Linked DNA regions of Homo sapiens: region 2 is linked to region 1. Evidence: chromatin loops called from intact Hi-C (ENCODE). Cell type or tissue: Caco-2. All regions are shown on one strand. Each heading gives the region's core, and the rest is flanking DNA. Links, peaks and the distances in the headings are about the cores only. Region 1 overlaps CHRM3 (cholinergic receptor muscarinic 3). Region 2 overlaps CHRM3 (cholinergic receptor muscarinic 3).

Region 1 (2,800 bases), core at 135-2,634:
TTTTTGAGACACAGTCTTTCTCTGTCGCCCAGACTAGAGGGCAGTGATGCAGTCTCGGCTCACGGCAACCTCTTGCCTCCCTTCAAGCGATTCTCCTGCCCAGACACGTAGCTGGGATTACAGGCACACGCCACCATGCCTGGCTAATTTTTATATTTTTAGTAGAGATGGGGTTTCATCGTGTTTGCCAGGCTGGTCTGGAACTCCTGACTGCAAGAGATTCACCTGCCTCGGCCTCCCAAAGTTCTGGGATTACAGGCATGAGCCACCATGCCCGGCCCGCTGTTTGCTTTTCCTTTTCTTTTCTCTGGCAAAGTACCCATTGATCTTTTTTGATGCAGTTTAGCACTGTGTCATGTTATTGGATAGTAGAGAAAAAGTAAATTTTAAGACTGAAGCCAGTTGAGAGGGATTTATCAGTAAAATTGAAAGTAGCTGTGCTGATTTATCTATGCCTTCCTCTGTACTGTCAGGACATATCAAAATGTACCCATTCTCATGACTCACCGACCGGAGGAAATGTGTGACTTTAATCCGGGCATTTAAACTCTCATCCTTTTGTCTTGTGGAGTTTTTCTCTTGCATTTTTAATCAAGTTTTGTTATTTGTAAAATTAAAAGGCTTGTCCAAAACTTTTAAAGTCCCCTCCTGCCTTTTTCTCTGATTTCATAAGCAATATATAAACCCCTATTTTCATGTGAATGACATTATGCTTGTTTTGGGAGTTACAGTAATTTAAACCAAGCATATAGTACAGTGGTTCTGAAAGCTTACATCTTGCAAAAAAGTAATTTGAAAATTTGAAAACAATAAGCTTATAGACTAAAGCATAAAGAAAATGCCAGCACATTTACCACAGGGTAGGTCTAATTCAGCCTACTGGTAACCAACTCAAATGCAAAACAAAATGATAGCTGAACAATGAGCAGAGGTAAATTGACTTTGGGAGGAGGCTGAAGGCGTTCTCATATTGGGACCTGTATTTGATCTTGGAGCACATGGTGCCTCGGTCTGAGGCTACATCTTAGGTCCAGGTTTTATGCATCTTTAAACTGCACTCTTAATTAACTCTTCTCCAGATGAATGATGCGCAGTGACAGCACTTCAGCAAAATCAATATGGTGCTTCTGTCTCAATAACAAATTAGATAGTATTTCTGGGTCAGTGTAGTTCATCAGATATCAATACATTTCAGTCTGGTTTGTCTTTTTTTTTTCTTTTGCTAAAACTTTCTCATTCTGGGGGGGAAAAAAGAACAGACTTCCATGCCAGCTTATTGCCCTCACACCCTCCTCCCAATTGTCACATATCCAGAGGATTCACCCACCCACCAGTTTGCTGCCATCTAGGTGGCCTAGTAGCTGGCAGAGCTTCTGAGCTGCAGAGAAGCATCCAGAATGCAGAGAAGGCGGTGCTTTGCGATTGATGGCTGCTGCTGCCCCTCCCATGAGGCTGATTCAGGCCAAGGGAATGTGTTTGCCTTTCTTCAAAGACGTGGTCTTTCCTAATACAGTCTTGCTTCACTACTCCACCGGTGTTGCTCCTTTTTTTGTTCCTTTTTTTAAATCTACGTAATCCTGTTTTGCTGAGAAGCTTTATTAATAACTTCTGAGCATTCCCTCACTAATCCCCACAGAGCATCTATATGTAAGATCTATATTGCATGACACTGTTTAAAGCAAGGCAAACTGAGGCACAGGCAGAAGAGGGAGGGAATCAATCCCAGACCTCCAGATAACAAGCTCAGAATGTTGCTCCCCAGGCCTGCTTGCCCTTCTCCTGGTCCAGGAAGTACCAAGCAAGGTGGATTTCTTCAGGAAGCCACTGGGCAGCATAATCTAGTAGACTGCCTGGGCTCAAAGCCTGACTAAGCCCTATTCTGCCTGTGTGACTGAAGAAACTGCAGAAATAATATCCAGCCTGTCTGTGCCTCAGTCTTTTTTTTTTTTTTTTTGAGAGGGAGTCTCACTCTGTTGCCAGGCTGGTGTGCAGTGGCACGATCTCAGCTCACTGCAACCTCCACCTCCCGGGTTCAAGCAATTCTCCTGCCTCAGCCTCCTGAGTAGCTGGGATTACATGTGCCCACCATTATGCCCAGCTAATTTTTTTATATTTTTAGTAGAGACAGGGTTTCACCATGTTGACCAGGCTGGTATCCAACTCCTGACTCCCCCACCTCGGCCTCCCAAAGTGCTGGGATTACAGGCGTGAGCCACCACGCCCAGCTGCCTCAGTCTTTATCAATAAACTAGGGATGATATTAGCACATGTGAGGCACTGTGAGCTGATGTATGCCAAAAGCTTTGCATAATATATGGACACAGACAGTGCCTCCTAAGGGTTTACTATGCCTGTCTTCTCTCCACGGAGACAGGAATATCCACCTCTTATACCATTGCCCTGTGGGGAAAGCAAGACCAGACCCTGAAGGCTCTGAGGCTGTCCTGGAGCTCTGGAGACTAAAAGAGTAATTTTGAAGTTCACTGTGAAACCATGAAGATCTGTTTAAATCCAGGCTAGCTCTTCCTTCCATCTATGTAACCTTGACTCATTTGCAAAACTATCTTTCTCTTCTTACTTTTCCTTTCTCAACTGGTATTTCATGGTCAGTTTGATGTGAGTCATATTCCCTAATTGTGTCACCCCCAGAACTGCCCAAATCTTTAAGACAGAATCCAGTACCACTGAGATCACCATGGGCCAGAGCTCTGGGACCTCCTGCAATATCTCAAAGGCATGAGGAAGCTTCCCACGGGCTACTGGAGGCACTGTCTTTGGCTTCCTCTGCCTTTAGCCTCCA
Region 2 (2,800 bases), core at 287-2,786, 53 kb after region 1:
TGGAGAGACATTTCTCAAAACCAAGTAGAATTATAAAATAATTAAATAGAATATAAATTATTTTCCCTTATAGGGAGTGTTGATTTTAAATGAAGATTGTGCTGAGGACGGCGAAGCTTGTACATACAAAACCAGTGTTCTGTGGGTATATGATATTGTTCTGCTTATTTGAAAACTGAATCAGATTGTAAGATATAGGAGTGTGCCCACTAGGAATAGGGCATTTTCTAAGTGACTTCGAAAGTCATGTATGGGCTGGGCCCGGTGGCTCACGCCTGTAATCCCAGCACTTTGGGAAGCCGCGGCGGGCAGATCATTTGAGGTCAGGAATTCGAGACCAGCCTGGCCAACATGGTGAAACCCTGTCTACTAAAAATACAAAAATTAGCCAGGCATGGTGGCACACACCTGTAATCCCAGCTACTTGGGAGGCTGAGGCAGGATAATTGTTTGAACCCAGGAAGCAGAGGTTGCAGTGAGCTGAGATCACACCACCGCATTCCAGCCTGGGTGACAGAGTGAGACTCTGTCTCAAAAAAAAAAAAAAGTCGTGTCCAGGTATATGATGAGATGGCGGAACTTAACATCGTACCTAGAAAAATACAAGGTATTCTTATAGCTCTGGCTATAACCATTTCTGTTGGGGCCCAGAGACAACACAGCGCCTCCTAGTTTACCTTCCATCTCCCCTCCAAAGGCAGCCTTGGACTGAGTATGTAACTGGCAACAACCCCAGTCCCCGGAAGTGACAGGCACCAGATTTCTCCTGATGATCAGTATCAGTGTTGTTTCACATACGCTTCGGAGGAGCCTGCCCTCATTTGTCCTGTGTTTAGCCAGTCACAGGCAAGCCAAGGAGGAGCATAAAACGGGACCAAAGCCCACTGCAAGTGTGCCCGTGGCACCCAGCACCAAACACTTAATTATTGCTCCCTCCTTGAATCGCACACACTGTAAAGAAAGAAAGGCGAAACTCTGAAGTCATTCACAGGAAGGTACTATTGTGTGGGTGAGACATTAATGCTCAGCAACACCCTTGGGTGCTTTCAGAGAACAGAAGGGAACTCCTGCGGCGTGATGCCGTGAGTGGCCTCTCGTGACCTTCGGTGACAATGCTGCATCAGGGTACTCTAGTACAAATCTCCACTGGGCATGTTGATTTTACAGCTGTCACTAAATAGCACATTTACTCGTTCACATGGTGTAGCTGGACTGCCACCCAGGGACCACACAGAGGTCCTTTTCCCGTGGTTCTCATTCCTTCTTTCTCCCTCTCTTTTTTCCCTTCTCTCAGTCTCTAAGTGGCTCTCCTGACCTTTGATGATGACTGAGACAGATACAGATATCTCAAAATAAGTAGCCCCAGGCAAAGACCACTACTATAAACTTTAAGCTGTTTCTCTCACCCAGAGCTTCAAGCCCATCCGCCAGCCCTGGCTAGGGAGTTCTCAAATCTGTTCTCAAGCCATGCTAGGTAGTCACATCCCCCTTCAGCTCCCGTCCTGCCCAGCTGAATAAAGAAGACACAGTGCTTCTCTCCCACTACATTCAGCCATAAATCAGCGAAAGGACCCTGATCCTTCAGTCCAATCTCAAACCTGCCTGAGAAGCACATGAATTAATGAAAGAATGATGAATTCTGAGAATGAGAACGGAGCCTTGGCTTGTAGTAGGCACTGCTTTCATTAACTGACCATGTAACTTTCATGTCTTTGAGCCCCGGTTTCAAGATTGATAAAATATGGATAATAGTCTGCTTCACGTGAAATAAATACAGCTGTGAAATAGCTTTTTAAGCCTCAAGGTCAAGGTCCTTACAAGGAGAGCCTGGGGTGGGGATTCCTGTACCAGTGAATACTGGGAGTGTACTCTTAGGAGCTGAGTAAGATGAAGGTTGGCTGCAGCCTAGCTTTCTGCCTGACGCCTAGAAACCCTGCACCCCAAACTGCATGCCAGAGTTTGCCCCACGCTGAAACAGGGACCTAGGGGAGCAGCTGTGAGTTCCCAGCCCCAAAACAGCAGGTGAAGGTGGGGAGCGCACCTGGGCAGGACACCCAGCAGCGTGCACTAAAAGGAACCATATGGTACAAACTGAAGGCATCAGGAGTTCTTGGAGGAAGACAGAGTCAAGAATTAGGATCCACTTGAGCCCTAAAATGATGAAGGAAGGCAAGTCAAAGCCCTGAGAACAATCCAAGAATGGTTTCCCACTTCCAGCTTTAATCTCTCCATCTGAAAAGAACCCATAGTCAAAGAACAGCCTTGTAAGCTTGGAACATAGTAGTCAGGCAATTAGGTGGACATTGAATTTGTTCACCCTGTGGCCTACAGCTTCCCTGGTGGAGGTAAGCCTTAAAGTGGTCTCTGCCTGGGCTACAGAATCAGCCACAGGAGTCAAAGTCCCCTGTGGCGTGGCCCAGCCTGGAGTCACAGATCACACCCTCTGGAATGAGCACATCCCCAGCCCTCAGCCATGGATCCCCAAGACTTCCTTTCTTCCTCTGACCCCCCCAGAGCTTATAATGTGTACTTATTACTGTATTAATTGCCCCTGATTAAGTATTATCTTTTTATGTGCATATGTCTTTATTTGCCCAAAATGTGAACTCCTGTAGGGAGAAGCTGCGTCTAAATTTCTTTTTATGCCTGGTTCTTCGTGGGTGTTTGGTAAATACTTATCGATGGAGTATTCATTTGACTGATAGAGTGGCATAGAGTGGCAGGGGTTTCAGGCACTGGGGAAAGAAGAATCTACAAAGGGAGTGATCATTTGGAGTTACTTTCAACTCATTGATATGTG

Evidence for each region. A loop is a pair of places that touch in the nucleus more often than their neighbours do. Peaks named below come from ENCODE experiments on the same cell type or tissue, not always from the same donor. Only the 100,000 strongest peaks of a DNase experiment are listed, where the experiment ranks them.
Region 2: it touches region 1 in a loop (4-fold over the local background); 5 of 110 quality-filtered maps call a loop at or near these places.

What each region holds. Positions count from the first base shown.
Region 1 is chr1:239,814,796-239,817,595 of GRCh38, forward strand. All of the region lies in intron 5 of CHRM3 (cholinergic receptor muscarinic 3), which reads left to right. Among named protein-coding and RNA genes, the nearest start is that of CHRM3-AS1, 84 kb to the right of the region's middle. RefSeq lists an enhancer at 1-103. In Caco-2, for the core only: no CTCF peak of the experiment used is centred there; DNase peaks (open chromatin) are centred at 1,426 and 1,786.
Region 2 is chr1:239,867,153-239,869,952 of GRCh38, forward strand. All of the region lies in intron 6 of CHRM3 (cholinergic receptor muscarinic 3), which reads left to right. Among named protein-coding and RNA genes, the nearest start is that of CHRM3-AS1, 31 kb to the right of the region's middle. In Caco-2, for the core only: no CTCF peak of the experiment used is centred there; no DNase peak of the experiment used is centred there.